2 separate regions of the Homo sapiens genome follow, and region 2 is linked to region 1. A link is an interaction called in ENCODE POLR2A ChIA-PET data of the cell type or tissue named here. Cell type or tissue: PC-9. All regions are shown on one strand. Links, peaks and the distances in the headings refer to the core of each region. The heading gives the core; the rest is flanking DNA.

Region 1 (9,770 bases), core at 1,245-9,244:
CCATGATTCCAACTCAGATCTTTTGACTCCGAGCTCAGCGTTCTTTCCATTAGTTTATCTACTCTAAAGACAAAGAGCTTTCTTGCCCAGGAAATCATGCCCCAAGCCTACTGCAAATCCCATAAGCAGAGCTTCCACTCTTCTGTCCTCCAAGGATGGAGGAGGAAGAACACTTTGTCATTCTGTTGTGGGCAACCTTCATCTACCATGGTGGCCCCAGCCCCAACTTCTCACACACCAATGCCCTTCTATGACAAATACCACTTAATGCCCCTTGTACTATGTTGAAACAAAATTCATAGTGAACCTACGTACACAATTTTTTTTAAAAAAGTTAAAACGTGGCCCATATGCACCATGGAATACTATACAGCCATAAAAAAGAATGAGTCCACGTCCTTTACAGGGACATGGATGAAGCTGGAAACCATCATTCTCAGCAAACTAACACAGGAACAGAAAAACAAACGCCGCATGTTTTTACTCGTAAGTGGGAGTTGAACAATGAGAATGCATGGACACAGGGAGAGGAACATCACACACCGGGGCCTGTGGGGGTTGGGGGGCTTGGGGAGGGATAGCATTAGGAGAAATACCTAATGTAGATGACAGGTTGATGGGTGCAGCAAACCACCATGGCACGTGTATACCTGTGTAACAAACCTGCACATTCTGCACATGTATCCCAGAACTTAAAGTTCAATTAAAAAAAAAAAGTTAACTGGAGTCCCCTAACTGTAACATAAAGCAAAAATCAAACAGAAATAATTTATAGAGGCATAGCATTAGGAGATATACCTAATGTTAAATGACGAGTTAATGGGTGCAGCACACCAACATGGCACATGTATACACATGTAACAAACCTGCACGTTGTGCACATGTACTCTAAAACTTAAAGTATAATAAAAAATAATAATTTATAATGAAAATGGACAGTCTGATGCTTGCACCTATGCATAGAATTGCCATGCATTTTACAACTATACATGCCGACTGATATAGTTTGGATGTCCCCTCCAAATCTCACGTTGAGATGTAATCCCAGTGTTAGAGGTGAGGCCTGGTTGAAGGGGTTTGGGTCATGGGAGTGGATCCCTCATGGTTTGGTGCTGTCCTCAGTATAGTAAGTGAATTCTCTCTCGTGAGATCTGGTTGTTCAAAAGTGTGTGGCACCTCCCCTGACTCCTAGCCACCTCTCTCACCATGTGACTTTGCCTTCCACCATGAGTAGAAGCTCCCTGAAGCCCTCACCAGAAACTGAGCAGGTGTCGGGGCCAGTCCTGTACAACCTGCAGAACCATGAGCCAGTCAATCTCTTTTCTTGGTAAATTATCCAGTTTTGGGTATTTCTTTATAGCAATGAAAGAAAAGCCTAACACACCAACTGAAATGTTTCATTAACAACTCAAATGCCAGAAGTAGGATTGCCATTGTCATCAGTGACTTGATTTTTTGAAATGATTAACAACTGTCGGAAATGTTTCAAATAAAGCAAAGTATAATTGTCCCTTAATTGACACAGTGGTTGCACTTTTTTTTGAGGGGGGGTGGTTTGGAGGAAAAGCAAATATTGAAAGTGCTTCCTGCCACTCATCATCACCCCTAGTGATCCACTAGCATGATTTTTGCTTTTGCTTCCTGTTCTCACACCATTACATTCTGCTGGCATATAGGTCTTAGTTCCAGAGGGAGGAACACTGCCACCAGGAGACACAACAATGATTCTATTAAACTGGAGTTAAGATTGCCATCTGGACACTTTGGGCTCCTCCTACCTTTTTTTTTTTTTTTTTTTTGAGGTGGAGTTTTGCTCTTCTTGCCCAGGCTGGAGTGCAATGGCGCAATCTCGGCTCACCACAATTTCCGCCTCCTGGGTTCAAGCGATTCTCCTGCCTCAGCATCCTGAGTGGCTGGGATTACAGCGGTGCGCCACCACGCCCAGCTAATTTTGTATTTTTAGCAGAGACGGGGTTTTTCCATGTTGGTCAGGCTGGTCTCTAACTCCTGACCTCAGGTGATCCGCCAGCCTTGGCCTCCCAAAGTGCTGGGATTACAGGCGTGAACCACCGTGCCCGGCCTGGGCTCCTCCTACCTTTAAGTCCACAAGCTAAGAAGGGAGTTACAGTGGTGGCTGGGTTGATCGACCCCGACTATCAAGATGAAATCAGTCTACTACTCCATAAAGGAGGCAAGGAAGAGTATGTGTGGAATACAGGAGATCCATTAGGACATCTCTTAGTATTACCATGCCCTGTGATTAAGGTCAATGGGAAACTACAACAGCCCAATCCAGGCAGGACTACAAGTGACCCAGACCCCCTCAGGAATGAAGGTTTGGGTCACTCCACCAGGAAAAAAACCACGACCTGCTGAGATGCTTGCTGAAGGCAAAGGGAATACAAAATGCGTAGTAAAAGAAGGCAATATCAATACCAGCTATGACCATGTGACCAGCTGCAGAAACGAGGACTGTAACTGTCATGAGTATTTCCTCCTTCTTTGGTTAAAAAACATGTTTGTGCATTTATACACTTGTACTAAGAAAATATTTTCATTTTATTTCCTTTTCCTTTATCATGCCACATAAGATTTATTGACTTCATATCAGCATTTAAATATTGTTAACTTTATGTAATAGTATTTAGGTTGGGGATTGGTTTGTTTCCGGTTGTACCAAGGATAGTTGTATTATGTTAGGCATAATTATGACCTTATTATTGTCTTTATTTGAAGATTATGTATGATCTGAGGAGATGTGTATGGGTTCAAGTTAACAAGGGGTGGACTTGTGATGGTTAATACTAAGTGTCAACTTGATTGAAGGATGCAAAATATTGATCCTGCGTGTGTCTGTGAGGGTGTTGCCAAAGGAGATTAACATTTGAGTCACTGGGCTGGGGAAGACAGACCCACCCTTAATCTGGTGGGCACAATCTAATCATCTGCCAGTGAATATAAAGCAGGCAGAAAAATGTGAAAAGACAAGACTGGCCTAGCCTCCCAGCCTACATCTTTCTCCCGTGCTGGATGCTTCCTGCCCTCAAACGTCGGACTCTAAGTTCTTCAGTTTTGAGCCTCAGACTGGCTCTCCTTGCTCCTCAAGCTTGCAGACAGCCCCTATTGTGGGACCTTGTGATTGTGTAAGTTAATACTTACTAAACTCATATATATATATATATATATGTCTTATTAGTTCTGTCCCTCTTGGGAACCCTGACTAACACACTGCCTAAATACTTTGTGTTTGAATTTAATATGGAATTAGGTTCTAGGCTCAGATAATTATAAATGACTTTTCACCTATATGGTGTCTGGTAGGACCAAATCCAACAGTCCTGTGGGTAGCAGGACAGCTGTTGGCTGTGCAGAGTATCCTGTATGCATTCCCAGTCCCCCTGACTATCTGCCCATAGTGCCCATTGCTTGTGATGATAACCAAAAGTCTTCCCACAAGTTTCCAAACTGCATTTCAAGGGAGGGTCCTGTCCCCATGGAGGACCATTAACCACATCATTAAGATTTACTCATAAGATTATATCCCAACCTCTCAATATCTCTCTAAGTTCTTTAAGCCCTGTATTCAGTTGTGGTCGCCAGATGGAAGAGACAGAAGCAAGAGGAGGTGGAAGGAGCCCCAGAATTAGACAGGGAATCCAGCTTGCCTTTCCACTGCTGCATTCCCAGGCCTAGCCAGCACACATGAGGTGTTCAACAAATATTCATGACATGAAATTATTAGCCGTGTAGGCTTGGGGAAATTATTTAATCTTCCGGAACTGTCAATTCCCTCTTGGTAAATGGATGGTCACACCATGGGGCTCTTGAAAGGACCAAATATGAGAAAGCCCAGGATATGTACAAGGGGCTCAACGACTATTAGTTGACCATGAAAATCGTGGTCCTGCTACCATCAGGCTGGGATGAAATTCTCAATCATGGCACAGCTAACAGAAGAGTGTTTTCAAATCAGCCTGTGACTAGACTACTTGACATTTTGGAATGTAATTTCTTCCAACCTTGAGATCTGGCAGTTCTGAGACCCTTGTCTTGACAGAGCTGGTGGTGAGGAGAAATGTCCCCATCCACCCTCGACCTGCCTGATTCCTACATTCCTACCACCCCCAGCACTCACCCACCCCCAGCCAGCACCCACGGCACCCCCAGCCAGCACCCACGCACCACCAGCCAGCACCCACCCACCATCAGCCAGCACCCACCCACCCCCAGCCAGCACCCACCCAGCCCCAGTCAGCACCCACGGCACCCCCAGCCAGCACCCACGCACCACCAGCCAGCACCCACCCACCATCAGCCAGCACCCACCCACCACCAGCCAGTACCCACCCACCCCCAGCCAGCACCCACCAACCAGCAGCCAGTACCCACCCACCAGCAGCCAGTACCCACGCACCCGCAGCCAGCACCCACCCACCAGCAGCCAGCACCCACCCACCCCCAGCCAGTACCCACCCACCCCCAGCCAGCACCCACCCACCAGCAGCCAGTACCCACCCACCCCCAGCCAGCACCCACCCACCAGCAGCCAGTACCCACCCACCACCAGCCAGCACCCACGTGCCCCCAGCCAGCGCCCACCCACCAGCAGCCAGCACCCATGCATCCGCAGCCAGCACCCACTCACCCCCCAGCCAGCACCCACGTACCCCCCAGCCAGCACCCACCCGCCCCCAGCCAACAGCCACGCACCAACAGCCAGCACCCATGCAGGCCTGCGGCCCTTCCTTGATTGAGTCTAAAGGAAGGTCTCCCTCCATTCTGCTCCTGCCCTGCCCTTCGGTTGAAGGAGAGGAGAAGCAAACAATTACTGAGCACCTCCTGCATGCTTGGAGCTTTATTCTTCCCCAAGTTATGCTGCTAAATCTCGTTCTCGAAGTGGGATGAAGGGGAGTGACATCCCACACATGAGGAAACGGGGCTCAGAGATGGTAAGTAATGTCATGTGCCCAGGGTCTCAGAGTGGGCATGAGGTGGACATTCCTTTTGGAGTGGTCTTCCCTTCCACCACAGTCAGGGGAGGTTGACAGAAGGCACATGCAGGGCCCCCCGTGGGCAGAGCTCACATCACACCAGCCTCCCACCGTCTACCCTAGCCCACACCCACAGTGCCCAGGCTTCTGAAATTCACCAGGCTCTGAGGGTGGGGCTCCTCTGTCCTTCCCCACTGGTTCAGAGGGGCGGTGTAAAGACAGACAGGGAGAGAAGATGAGGAAAATGTCAGCAGGCCTCAAATGCCAGGGGTACTGGGAGTGAGTTGGAACCAGAGCAATGGATAGATTTTTAGCAGGACCAAAGAGAAACTTTGAGTATATTTGAGAGTGAGATGCTTTAGAAGACTATGATGGGCCAGGACACTTCACACTGCCCAGGCAGCTGGTCCAGGGTCAAGGAAACACTGGCGTCATAGATATTGTAAGGGGTTCCTGTCTTACAATGTTCCTCTCAACCTCCCATTTCCAGTCTGTTCCCTCTAGCAGGGGGAGCTCCCGGGGTACACGGTGTCCCAGCCAGCTCTTCAATCTAGAGGACAGCAGCTGCTGCCAGCCTCTGAGGGCTGGGAGGTGGAGAGTTGAAGCCCACTGGGTCATCTGCTGGTCAAATGCTGCAGGGGGCAATGCATCTTCAGTTCTAGTGTTAACCTTGCTGCAAAGGTGCTGTGTGACCCAGTGCCGGTTACTGTTGCTTTCCTGGCCTCAGTTTCCATATTGCCAAGTTGAGGGGATTGGACTAGTTGATTACCAAAAGCTCTCTTTCCTTTGGTTTTTATGAGGAGCAGGAGCCCAGGGAAGAAATGGGACATGAGAGAGAGGCAAGGGGTGGCCGATAGAAGCCATGCGCGTGAGTCACGAGAAGGGGTGTGAGATCCCAAAAGGAAGCTGAGCAAATTTGCAGAATGTCAACACCCCAGGGCAGGTCACTCCTAGCCCTTCACTGACCCTGGAAGGGAGTGGGGGGACAACAGCAAGGTCAGGCTTCCCAGAGGCCATGGGATTTAGCCAGCTTGCTCCTGAGGGCTGGCAGCCCAGTTTTGAGCACCTCTTGAAGGCAGTGGGGCAGGTGCTTCTGGTGGGGGTGCCTCTGAAACCCCAGAATGCAGTATAGTCCCAGAGAGGTCAGGTCCTGCAGATTTCTTTGGTGATAACAGCTGCTTTGTTTTGCGGGGAGGCCACAAAATTCCTTTTAAAGCAAGATTTCCTTCCTCCATTTATTTATTTACTTTTCACCCAGTGATTCAGCGAAACAACCTCAAAACCAGTCTCCAATGGGAGGCAGGAAGAACCAAACCCTCAAACATTAGTGTCTCTGTGAGGTTTTGCCTGGTGGAATTTTCCTTAAAATAACTGCACCCGGAGATTGTCGGATACGGGATGGGGAAGGGGAAGACCTGAAAACGGGGTCCTGCGGGGCTTGTGAATGACTCAGATGCTGGAGTGAGGAGTCTCAGGAGTCTGCCCTGAGTGCCACCTGTCCTTAGCGAGGGCTTGGGTGGGTGATGGCATCGGTTTTCTCATTTCACAGACTCCAGAGGGTGCCATCTTCCTGAAGACAGAACGAGCCAGTAGTTTGAACCCTAAGTGCAAGAGAAGGGACTCAAGGCAGCACGTTTATAGCAGTGGGGTAGGATTTTAGCGCCATCTTGCTCCCTGTCCATACATCCTTCCTCAGGGTTAAAGCAGTGGGCTGGGACTGGCATCCTCTTGCTCCTGTCCATGCGTCCTTCCCCAGGGTTATAGCAGTGGGCTGGGACTGGCACCCTCTTCTCCCCGTCCATACATCCTTCCTCAGGGTTATAGCGGTGGGCTGGGACTGGCACCCTCTTGCTCCCTGTCCATACGTCTTTCCCCTAATTCCTAATGCAATGGCTTTAGTTTCTTTAACTCAGTGGGAACAACAAACAAACAGAAAATGTCTTTCTCTTTGTTATAACACATCTGAATTGGAAAAGGACCAACAAGATAAAAGGTTGTGGTGGAAATGGTGCCAGATTAGAAATTAATTCAGGATACCTGGGATCTATTTCAGCTTTGGTGTATTAAGCCATGAGACCTTGGGGAGGTCACTTCCTAAAGGGCATAAAGATGGCCAGGGTCGCGAAACCCAGTGTCTGCAACCAGGAAGTCAGGTGATATAGAAGAACAGGTCTGCTGATGGACAGAGCGAGGTGGGGCGGGCGCCCTTGCATGAAAGTCACATGGACTTGGGGGCACGCCCTGGTTCCCACTTATTGATAGGATGATCTGGGGCAAGTCAACTCCTTCTTTCTGAGCCTCAGCTTCCCCATTTGTAAGGTAAGGAAAATAGTAATCATCTCAAAGGGCTGTTGAGAGAATGCACAGGGAAGAGCTTGGTAAGCCAGAAAGCATGAGTCAAATAGGAGATACTTTCATTACTCTAGACACTTAGGAGCAAGGAATATTAATCACATAGTCCTCAAGGGGACCAAGGCTAAATAACAATAGCTACAATAACAACAATTAGTATCTTATTGAGTGCTTACTATGTGCCAGACACTGTTTTGAATGCTTTGAATGTATGAACTCATTTCATCTTTTTTTTAAAGTGTAACATAACATATACACAGTAAATTAGTAAAGTGATCTATTTTTTGTTGTTGTTGTTTTTTTTTTGAGATGGAGTCTCACTCTGTCGCCCAGGCTGGAGTGCAGTGGCACTATCTCAGCTCACTGCAAGCTCCGCCTCCCGGGTTCACGCCATTCTCCTGCCTCAGCTTCTCGAGTAGCTGGGATTACAAGCGCCTGCCACCACGCCTGGCTAATTTTTTTTTTGCATTATTTAGTAGAGATGGGGTTTTACCATGTTAGCCAGGATGGTCTTGATCTCCTGACCTCATGATCCGCCTGCCTTGGCCTCCCAAAGTGCTGGGATTACAGGCGTGAGCCACCACGCCTGGCCAAGTGCTCTAATCTTAAGAGTACTTCTTGATGAAGTTTTACATTGGTACATATCATATGAGCTCATTTAGTCTTCAAGGCAACCCTACACTGTTTATTTCCATTTTACAGATGTGAAAACCGAGGCAGAGCCAGGACTCAAATCCAGACAGTCTGCATGCTGGTAGCCATGCAGTACTGCCCGGGCAATCCAGTATATCGAGATGGAGAGTGTCTGGAGTGACTGGGAGTCTGACAGGTGAAGCCAATGGAGGATTCTGCCTTAGTAGGAAACTTTTTTTCTGTTTGTTTTTGTTTTGTTTTTTCACTTCCCCAGGTGAGGAAAGGCCAGGATCCCAAGCTCAGGGAAGAAAGTAGATGAAGCTGAAAGGAAAGGGGAAGGAGATCAGGGTATGGAAAAGCAGGCTGAGATAGTAGGGGGAGGATTTGAGGGAAGCGGACAATTGCTGCTGATGACTGATGCCTCCAAAATTTGGTGTAGAAGCCCCCCCCCCCTTTTTTTTTTTGAGACTGAGTCTCACTCTGTCGCTCAGGCTGGAGTGCAATGGCGCAATCTCGGCTCACTGCAACCTCTGCCTCCCGGATTCAAGTGATTCTCCTGCCTCAGCCTCCCGACTAGCTGGGATTACAGGCATCCACCACCACACCCAGCTAATTTTTGTATATACTTTTTAGTAGAGACGGGGTTTCTCCAGGTTGGCCAGGCTGGTCTCGAACTCCAGACCTCAGGTGATCCACCCGCCTCGGCCTCCCAAAGTGCTGAGATTACAGGTGTGAGCCACTGTGCCTGGCGAAGACCCCATTTTTAATCAGCTTTCTTAAGGAACTGGCAGACAGAGGATCAAGCACAGAAACAAAATGTCCCCGTTTTCTGTAACTGCTCACCACTCCCAGGCTGGGGCCCACTCATTTCCCCATGGATGTCACCCCCAACCCCCAACTTCACCCTTTGTAGAGAAGCCGGCAAAGACTGCGTTGAGAAAGCAAGTTTGGAAGAGAATGACCCAACAGCCTCACTGCTGCGGGTGCTGGAGGAACCAGTGGGCTGCTTTCGGATCACGAGAAATGGATCAGAAACGCAGCAGAAGGCAGCCTCGTGGCCTGGAAGAACACTGGGCTGGAAGGCAGGTTCTGGTCTTGGCTGGGGTTCCAGTGTTGGCTCTGGCTGTGGATTTACATAATCTCCCGCTAATATCCCAAACTGGGGGAAGTCACGTGATGTCTCTGACTCTTGGTGCCTCCCCACTATGGAATTAGGGGCATTTAAAACTTACTGCAAATTCTATCTCCTGACTGGAGACCCCAAGGCGTGAATCTGAACTCAGCCCCTTCAGCAGGTTGAAGTTCACATGTGTGAACATTGCAGTGGTGGGGAGCAATGGCAAGCCTCTGCCATCTGTCCTCATTCTGATTCATGGACATTCTTCCTCCCTCATAGTCTCTCTCCTCAAAGCTCTTAAGTAGGTTGTGAAATCATGACTGAGCCGATTGACATCATCTCCTTATTTGGGAGGCAGGAAGTTGTTCCCCACCCCCACCCTCTTGTCCTTCCAGGGCCCCATCCTGCGCCCCCACCCCACCCCACTGTCCAGTTTCCGGCTTCCTGAGGGTCTTTGAGACCTCGCCGTTTGCTGGCCTGGATGACAACTATTTTTCCCTGGTTTGAGAGCGAGAGAGTGTGTGAGTGTGGACTGTGTGCACCAGAGGGCCAGAGAGGCAGTGGTGAGGGTCACTCAGAACAAGCCAGTCCCAAGAAGTTAAAATTAGCTCTGGGAACTGGAATGTCGGGGTCTTCAAGGAGCAGCAGCTGTGAAAAGAAAGTACAAGGCGAGGAAA
Region 2 (9,770 bases), core at 689-8,688, 160 kb before region 1:
GCGATCTCGGCTCAGTGCAAGCTCCGCCTCCCGGGTTCACACCATTCTCCTGCCTCAGCCTCCCGAGTAGCTGGGACTACAGGTGCCCGCCACCATGCCCGGCTAATTTTTTGTATTTTTAGTACAGATGGGGTTTCACTGTGTTAGCCAGGATGGTCTCGATCTCCTGACCTCGTGATCCGCCCGCCTCAGCCTCCCAAAGTGCTGGGATTACAGGTGTGAGCCACTGCGCCGGAAGTCAAGTTTATGTGTCTTGACTCTCCATCAAGCACTCTCTCCATCAAGGCACACTTTTCTGGGAATCATATGCATATCTGGGGTGTAATAAATGCTCCCCACCCCCCATGATAGTGATCAATAAAATAATATCAAATCAATTGCGTGGGCACGACTGAATGAGAACTATGTGGCTAGTTATGTGTCTTGTGCTGGTTGGGGCACACCAAAGGTTGAGACAAGATTTCTGCCCTCAGAGGATTTATTATCTGCTTGGACCCATGGGCTGTACAATGAAAGAGCAGAGTGAGGCAGCATGGCAGGAAGCTGTGGGGTACGTCGCGGTCATGTGCAAGTCTCCAGAGCAGAGCCCAACATTTTTGGCACCAGGGACCAGTTTTGTGGAAGAGAATTTTTACACGAACTAGAGGGGGATGAGGGGATGGTTTTAGGATGATTCCAGAGCATTGCATTTATTGTGCATTTTATTTCTATTATTATTACCTTGTAATACATGATGAAATAATTACACAACTCACCATAATGTAGGATTAGTGGGAGCCCTGAGCTTGTTTTCTTGCAACTAGACAGTCCCATCTGGGGGTGATGGGAGACAGTGACAGATCATCAGGCATTAGATTTACATAACGAGAGGGCAACCTACATTCCTCGAATGCGCAATTCACGACAGGGTTAGTACTCCTATGAGAATCTAATGCTGCCTCTGATCTGACAGGAGATGGGGCTCAGGCGGTCGTGCGAGTGATGCAGAGTGGCTGTAAATACAGATGAAGCCTCACTCACTTACCCACGGCTCACCTTCTGCTGTGCAGCTCTGTTTCTAACAGGCCATGGACCTGTACTGGTCTGTGGCCCAGAGGTGGGGGACCCCTGCTCCAGAGGAAATGAGGCTCTGACCAGGGTTCTGAAGGATGAGTAGGTTGTGGGTGGATGGATAGAAGGCACAGAGTTCCCCCAAGGGTGAATGGTGCAGACCACCACGGTCTTCCCGTGGGGCATGTTTAGATTCTTCATGAGCTCTAATAAACAAAGACCCATAGGAAGGAAGGATTTATTTTATGCAACTTAATATGATTTTTTTTTTTTGAGACAGAGTCTTGCTCTGTCTGCCAGGCTGGAGTGCAGTGGCACAATCTCGGCTCACTGCAACCTCTGTCTCCTGGGCTCAAGCAATTCTCCTGCCTCAGACTTCCGAGTAGCTGGTATTACAGGCTGTGCCACCATGCCTGGCTAATTTTTGTATTTTCAGTAGAGACCGGGTTTCACTATGTTGGCCAGGCTGGTCCCGAACTCCTGACCTCAGGTAATCCACCCACCTCGGCCTGCCAAAGTTCTGGGATAACAGGCGTGAGCCACCCCTCCCGGCCACTTAATATGATTTGATCTGCAATAAATCTATTTTGCAGGTGATTGCTGAACAGAATTGTATATTTGAACGGCATGTCCTTCTCCAGGGTTCTTAAATGAAATTGGAGGAATGTGTTCATTGCTAGAAATTGTGGAGTAGGTGCTGTATCTGTATTTAGAGAACACAGAAAGTCAATCTAGCAAAATCTGAGAATGTTTAAGTAAGATATTTCACAGAAAACATTTCAGAATTCATCCAAAGCAATGGATTTTCCTGATACTAGGGGAAATTTTCCTTTGCCTTTTTTTTTCTTTCTTTTTTTTTTTCTGAGATGGAGTCTTGCTCTGTCGCCCAGGCTGGAGTGCAGTGGTGCGATCTCAGCTCACTGCAAGCTCTGCCTCCTGGGTTCACGCCATTCTCCTGCCTCAGCCTCCGGAGTAGCTGGGACTACAGGCGCCCGCCACCACGCCCGGCTAATATTTTGTATTTTTAGTAGAGACGGGGTTTCACCGTGTTAGCCAGAATGGTCTGGATCTCCTGACCTCGTGATCCACCCGCCTTGGCCTCCCAAAGTGCTGGGATTACAGGCGTGAGCCACTGCGCCCAGCCTCCTTTGCCATTTTTTACTTTGACTTGTGGGAAACAGCAATCTTTTTAGAACCACGTATGGGCTGGCAAGACTCCGGGCTAGTGCTGGGGACACAGAAGAGGTAATTTGGGGCCAGATTATTGGGGGCCTTTGAAACCAAAGAGGGGAGTTCAGGTTGCTTGGATGGACAGTGGGGAAGCAGGATAGTTCTGGAACCGGGGAGCGACCTGCCAGCTGTGGGCAGGATGGATTTGTGCTAGTGGTGACTGAAGGGCCAGGGGCCAGTTTGGAATTCATTCTAAAGACAGTAAATGCCACTGGTTGGGCCTGGACTGGGAAGAAATGGTAGAGGGAGTGGGAGCACTCCCAGAGCTTTTCTTTTCTTTTCTTTTTTTTTTTTTGTGACACTTCTTTATTGAAATAATAGTATTAAAATGACCAGAGAAATTCAAGACAAAAATTGTCTACAATCTCATTGTCTAACCAAATCAGTGTTTGCATTGGTCCACATTACCTTATAATTTTTATATGTCCAATAAAACCCCCAGGATACTTTACAACAATATTAGAGGTAGAATTTTGCATCTATCTTCTCACTTAATATTATACCATAAGTGTTTTCTTATTTTTGCTACAGATGTTTTTATTTTCTTCTATCTTTCCCCACTCCCCTTCTCCAGACCAGGTAACTAATCTCACCTCCCCAGTGTGTCTGGGGTGTATTCCTGCCCATCCCTCACCACGTGCAATCTTTGCAAACACGTATGCACGGATATGGCTGAGGCTGATGTTTGTATTTTTGAAAATAGCTCTTATCTCTTAACGTCACACTGTATACACCCCTCCTCCCATGTCAATAAAGATAGTTCTATCCCGATAGTTTTTTGTTTTGTTTTGTTTTGTTTGTTTGTTTGTTTGTTTTTGGAGACAGAGTCTTGCTCTGTTGCCAGGCTGGAGTGTAGTGACACGATCTCAGCTCACTGCAACCTCCAACTCCCTGGTTCAAGCGATTCTCCTGCCTCAGCCTCCTGAGTAGCTGGGATTACAGGCACGAGCCACCATGCCCAGCTAATTTTTGTATTTTTAGTAGAGACGGGGTTTCACCATGTTGGCCAGGATGGTCTTCATCTCCTGACCTTGTGATCCGCTTGCCTCGGCCTCCCAAAGTGCTGAGATTACAGGCGTCAGCTACCGCGCCCAGCCAATCCTGATAGTTTTAATAATAGCTGCACCGTCTACACATGTACACGTGCACTGGTTTCCTATTAATAGACATTTGTGTTATTCATTCTCTCTCTGCTACTATAAACGAGACTTCATTAAACATCTTTGTACACATGTCCTTATGAGCTAGTGTTTTAATTCCTCCAGGCCAGTCCAGGAGATTTTCAAAGGGAGAACCAGCAGAATTTGGAGACATTCTTTTTTTTTTTTTTGAGATGGAGTCTCGCTCTGTCGCCCAGGCTTCTATTTCTAAAGTCAGTTGTTAGAGCTCAAGAAATGAAACCGGATGCCATGGCATTGCATACGGGGTGAATCAGCCACCATATTACCTCCAGGCTAAAAGTGACTGTATTTATTGTCATGTAAGAAGGGCCAGGAACGGGACCAGGCACTTTATGGATGGTAGCATCCTTTCCCTCCCCCATGTTATAGATAACAAAACACAGCGCTGGCCGGGCGCGGTGGCTCATGCCTGTAATCCCAGCACTTTGGCAGGCCAAGGCGGGCGGATCACAAGGTCAGGAGATGGAGACCATCCTGGCTAACATGGTGAAATCCCATCTCTACTAAAAATACAAAAAAAAAAAAAAATAGCCAGGTATGGTGGCGGGCACCTGTAGTCCCAGCTACTAGGGAGGCTGAGGCAGGGGAATGGCGTCAATCCAGGAGGTGGAGCTTTCAGTGAGCCGAGATCGTGCCACTGCACTCCAGCCTGGGCGACAGAGCGAGACTCCGAGACTCCGTCTCAAAAAAAAAGAAAAAAAAAAAAAAGAAAGAAAGAAAACACAGCCCTTTGCCCGAAGCCAGACAGTGAAGACGGTGCTGCTGCCCTGTGGCCACCCCACTTCCCAAGCTGTTCAAATGGGTGTCGAAGGCCATTCCCACTTCTACCCCTTTGCAACATGCCAGCCCCTCCCCAAACACAGACAGGTCACAGAGGACAAAAAACATCTTGCCGGCTATTTTCTCTCTTCCCTTCCCAACAATAGCTTTATTTAGTTCCCCTGGGGATGCCGAGGTCTGCATCAGCCTCTCACAGGCTCCCTGTCCCGCTCACATGCCCTGGGCACTCCAGAGTGCAGCACTGCCCAGTGGCGTAAGAGGCCTGACATCCTGTCAGAAGGGGCAGACCGATTTTGGAAAACAGAGATCCCCACCCAGATAAGGGCTTTATTCAAAAGAACCCAAAGAAACCAAAATACTCGGGGTAGCCCAGTGCCTATGCTGGGTGTTCCCTTGGGAGGATTAGAGATGGGAGTGGAAGCCCAGGTCAGCCTAGTCACAGCCGCATCCTCAATCCACAGAGTCAGAGAAACAGGACTTTAGAGTGGCCCGGACAGCCTCCCACCAAAGGAGGCAACTCCTCCTATGTTCTTGACTCTGAAGATTTAAATAGTCAGAGTCTGGTCCTACGTAAGCGATGGGAAAATCAAGATCGAGAAGAATCTGGAGGAAGAAATCAAGGACTGAAGTCTGGGAAGACTTCCAGGAGGAGCTGGCCTCCATTTCCTGCCTCCAAGGCTCTGCCTGATCCAGCTCTCCCCCATGTCTTCTGTTTCATCTCATGTGTCTCCCTCCTCCTCCTCAGCCCAACCCCTAACTCCCAGTTACAGCCTACTGACCTTTCAGTTCTTTACTGAATGTGCCGCACTCCCTCCAGCCACGGTCTTTGCGTAAGCTGTTCCCTGTTTCCCTGAGATACCCTCCCTCACACTCTTTTCTAGGCCAATCCCGTCTCATACTCATGTCTCCGCTGAGATACCCTCCCTCACACTCTTTTCTAGGCCAGTCCCGTCTCATACTCATGTCTCCGCTGAAATTCTGTCCCTGAAAAGCCCTCCCGGGCCACTGGTCTCCCGTAGGCACTTCCTGTTATCTTCTCTATCTCACTCTGAGAGTTCTCTTTTCCTAGCTCTAGACACCATTTAGAATTATACATTCATGACTGGGCGCGGTGGCTCACGCCTGTAATCCCAGCACTTTGGGAGGCTGAGGCGGGCAGATGACGAGGTCAGGAGATCGAGACCATCCTGGCTAACACGGTGAAACCCACTCTCTACTAAAAATGCAAAAAAATTAGCCGGGCGTGGTGGCGGGTGCCTGTAGTCCCAGCTACTCGGGAGGCTGAGGCGGGAGAATGGTGTGAACCCGGGAGGTGGAGCTTGCAGTGAGCCGAGATGGCGCCACTGCACACCAGCCTGGGCGATAGAGCGAGACTCCATCTCAGAAAAAAAAAAAAAAAAAAAGAATTATACATTCATCTTTTTTTTAACTGTCTGTTTCTCCACTCCCCATAGGTGGTCTGAGGACAGGAACTTTGCTTGTTTTGTTTACCACTGCGTCTCTAGACTCTCCACAAGGCCCGGCAGACAGTAAGCGCGTTTGTTGAATGCGTATTAGACGAAGTCTCCCACAACAAGCGGGAGAAGTCATATGCGAACAGGCAGAGTCAGGAGGAATGTGGTGATTCGAGTGGAAGGTTTGTTGGGGATGCAGCCAGAATTAGGGCGGACAGATCAGGAATGGCAAGCTTGGGAAGGGCCTGGCACCAGAGGTAGGAGTTTGAACTGTGTTTCATGGCTACCAGGCAGCCGTCGAGGGTTTGGATGCAGTGGGGTAGACACCTGTAGAGCAGGCTTTAGGAAGAGTTCTCTGGAGGCTGTGGAAACAACAGCTCATATCTCTTGAGCCCTTAGTGTGTACCAGGCATGGGGCTAAGCACTTTACATATATCGCCCCACGTAAGCCTCTTGATACTTCTTCTGTGAGGTAGCTCCTATCTTTATTCCATTTTACATACATGGAAATAAAGGCAAAGAGAGGTGAAGTTTTTGGCCTAAGATCACTCAGCAAGAAAGTGGAAGAGCTAGGATTCAGCCAGAGCCACCCGCCCCTGCTCCCTCCTGCATGGTGCCGCCTCTGGACAACTATGATCATCCAGTGCTTCCCCTGCACCCAGAACTGGAGCACGTGGGTGGAGGCCAGCAGACCTGTTAGGACAAGACTGGCTGCAGTCATCACTGGGCAGGGCAGGGCAAGGTGGCAGCAGCATGGACATGGGTAGAAGGATGCCAGTTCACTTCTGGCTCCCACATTTACAGTTGTGAGCCCTTGGGTAAGTCACCGACCACTCTGTGACTCAGTTTCCTCATGCCCCAAATAGGAAGATCACTTGAATCCCACCAGATTGATGGGAGGAATGGACATTATAATAGATTTTGGTCACTGAGGAGTTGGTCACTGGATGGTTGTTGCTAGTGGAGAGGCACAAATGAACTTAGAGGATGCCCAGGGCCTGGCTGGCCTGGAGTAGGACGGCAGTCTGCCCTTGCTCTCATCTCCTCCACATCTATGATCTCAGGGGCACGGCAGCAAGTGGGGGCCATGGGATGTCAAAGGCTGATCTGTTATTCCTTGGAAGCAGGAAGGGAAGGGAAGGGGAAGGAAGCCTGAGGCCCAGGTTGTGAGCAGGGAGCGCGTTACGAAGCCTTTGACAGAAATGGGGCAGCCCGGAAATGGGGTTTGTGGTAGACATTTAAAACAGACTCATTCAACAGAAAGCACAGGAGCACTCCCACGGCTGCTTCATAAAGCTTAACCTTGCTGTGTAGCATCTGACAGACTCTCCTTGGAATTTTAAGCACGGCACATAGAGACACTCCTGTCAGGAGGAGGAGCACAGACAAGATGACCTTTGCAACTCTTCTGTAATTCTGCCATGTTGTGACAAATCTACCAAATGCCATTTAGAGGAGTGAAATGTGGAAACGCAAATATGTTAAGACAAAACTTCACGGCTTACGGGGCTCTGTGTGGTCTGACCCCTGCCTTCTGCTCCAAACCCATCTTACCCACACTCCCCCATCAGCCTCTCTGGCCCAGGCTCAGTGGCTTTCTCCCCAGCCTGGATACTAGTATACTAGTGCTGTCCCCTCTGGCCACAGGGGCTTTGCATATGCTGTTTTTATTGCCTGCAGCGAAGTCCCTCTCTGCTCCTCTTCATTCAGCCAACTCTTTATTTTTTATTTTTTATTTTTTTAATTTTTAAATAAGTATTTATTTAAAAAATAATTATTTATTTATTTATTTTTATTATACTTTAAGTTTTAGGGTACATGTGCACAACGTGCAGGTTTGTTACATATGTATACATGTGCCATGTTGGTGTGCTGCACCCATTAACTCGTCATTTAACATTAGGTATATCTCCTAATGCTGTCCCTCCCCGCCTCCCCCCACCCCACAACAGGCCCCTATGTGTGATGTTCCCCTTCCTGTGTCCATGTCTGCATGCTTCAGAAGTCAGCTCCAACATCACCTCCCCAAGCAGCTGGCTTGCATCTCCCTGCCTATGTCACAGTCTGCTCATCTGTTCTTCCTTCTTAGCCATTTCAAATGGATCTGTGTGATTGTTGAGGAATGTCTGACTCCAAGAGAAGCGGTGGGGCAGTGTCTGTGGCTGCTCAACATTGAACCCTCAGGCCTCTCCTGAATGACAGACCTGCCTCCTGATCCCGGCCGCCAGGTGCTGCTGCAGAACCTGCAACTCAACATTTCCAAACAACTGCATGAATTCCCATCAAAAATGTTCTCTTCTCTTCTTGTACCCCAACCTCAGTCAACGCTGCCACCACCCGCCCAGGTGCCCAAGATAGAGATCCTGCCTGCCTTCTTCATCCTTATACCTGTCCTGACCCTGGTCAGGCACACAGGAGGGCCCAGGAGATGTTTGCAGAGTGAGGTCTGTGGTCTCCCTGCCCAGCCTCGAGCTCTCTGGCCTTCTAATCCCACCTCTGAACTCCCTGCATCACCTCCTTCCACCTTAAGTCTGTCTTGGGAAAATACCGGTAGCATATTCAGAAAAATGAAACGAAATCTGCCCTACCAAAAAACAAATATTCCATTATCTTACATTTCCTGTTTCCCTGAGAAACGGAATAGTCAAAAATAAACAAACTGATAGGATGGCAATATTTGTCTGCTTTTCTTGTTCTTGCCTGTGTGATGTTTATAGCATAGAACAGGTTCAGTCTCCCATGAGGATCCTCCTGGGTGACACTCACCATGCAGACAACATCTCCAGCAAACTGTGGCTCTGGGGAGGGTCTGAATGATCCTAAATGACGGGGAAGCGAAGACCACCCTGAGCCACATGGATACACGCAGCTGCGGGATCACAGACCCTCTGGGCTTGTGCTATAATTTACTTTTTTTGACAGTCTTGTTCCAGCTGCATCTGTAGATGGGGAAAAGCACCCCTTTCCAAGTCAGATGACCCTTTTAAAAAAAGTATTTATTCTTGAGATGGAGTCTCGCTCTGTCTGTCACCCAGGCTGGAGTGCAGTGGTGTGATCTCGGCTCACTGCAACCTCCGCCTCCTGGGTTCAAGCGATTCCCCCACCTCAGCCTCCTGAGTAGCTGGGATTACAGGCACGTGCCACCACGCCCAGCTAATTTTTTTGTATTTTTAGTAGAGGTGGGGTTTTGCCATGTTGGCCAGAGTGGTCTCGAACTCCTGACGTCAAATGATCCGCCCGCTTCGGCTTCCCAAAGTGTTGGGATTACAGGTGTGAGCCACCATGCCCAGCCCATGTCAGATGATCCTTAATATGGGAATTACTGTTCTTCTTAGTTACTTCAGAAAATAGTTGAATAACAATTACTTCAGTGTCCACATTTCTTTGCTTCAGTTGATGTTCACACATTTAATGTCTTAAGATTAAAGATAAATGTAAACTTTTGTTTAAAAGTACTGTTGTCTTGGTATTGCATAGAAGAAATACTGTTTGCTTGGGGCTGTAGGCAAAGGCATTTCATCTGGTTCAGAGAAACTATTTGTGCAGTGCCATGAAATTAGCTGGAAGAGAGAAGATAGGCTTTGAAGCCAGGCAGACTTGCGTTTAAATATCATTAGCATCAGTTCCTATGGGGATATCCTTGGCAAGTTTCTTAGCCTTTCCAGTCTCAGCTGCTTTACCTATAAATGGGAATAAGCACACCCAAAATCGACGTTGTTGTGAAGATTTGAGTTTTCATGTAAAATACATGTTATAGGTATCTGGATCCTAGCCAGAAACTCTTTGGGGATAATTTAAACTGATACGCAGTTAAAATCAGTACAACTCCCCCTCCTTCAAATTAGTACTTGATACAGTGATAGCCATTGCTCTTTTTTTCTTCTTCTTTTTTTTAAAGTTTTCCTTTTTGTACTATTTATTGTAAAAATATCTGCTTTGAATTTATTTTTAAAGTTATTAAATTGGGCCAGGCCTGGTGGCTCACACCTGTAATCCCAGCACTTTGGGAGGCCGAGGCGGGTGGATCACGAGGTCAGGAGATCGAGACCATCCTGGCTAACATGGTGAAACCCCG

What was found. ChIA-PET counts read pairs that join two places held together with the same protein. Peaks named below come from ENCODE experiments on the same cell type or tissue, not always from the same donor. Only the 100,000 strongest peaks of a DNase experiment are listed, where the experiment ranks them.
Region 2: POLR2A ChIA-PET joins it to region 1 with 12 read pairs; 3 of 35 experiments call an interaction of 5 or more read pairs at or near these places.

The regions. Positions count from the first base shown.
Region 1 is chr22:32,755,516-32,765,285 of GRCh38, forward strand. The region is part of intron 6 of SYN3 (synapsin III); the gene reads right to left. Among named protein-coding and RNA genes, the nearest start is that of TIMP3, 41 kb to the right of the region's middle. RefSeq lists a silencer at 2,062-2,243 and an enhancer at 8,383-8,893. In PC-9, for the core only: CTCF peaks have their summits at 6,650 and 6,855; DNase peaks (open chromatin) are centred at 1,716 and 6,016; H3K4me3 peaks cover 902 bases; H3K27ac peaks cover 5,138 bases.
Region 2 is chr22:32,599,383-32,609,152 of GRCh38, forward strand. The region is part of intron 6 of SYN3 (synapsin III); the gene reads right to left. Among named protein-coding and RNA genes, the nearest start is that of SYN3-AS1, 29 kb to the left of the region's middle. In PC-9, for the core only: no CTCF peak of the experiment used is centred there; a DNase peak (open chromatin) is centred at 3,729; H3K27ac peaks cover 908 bases.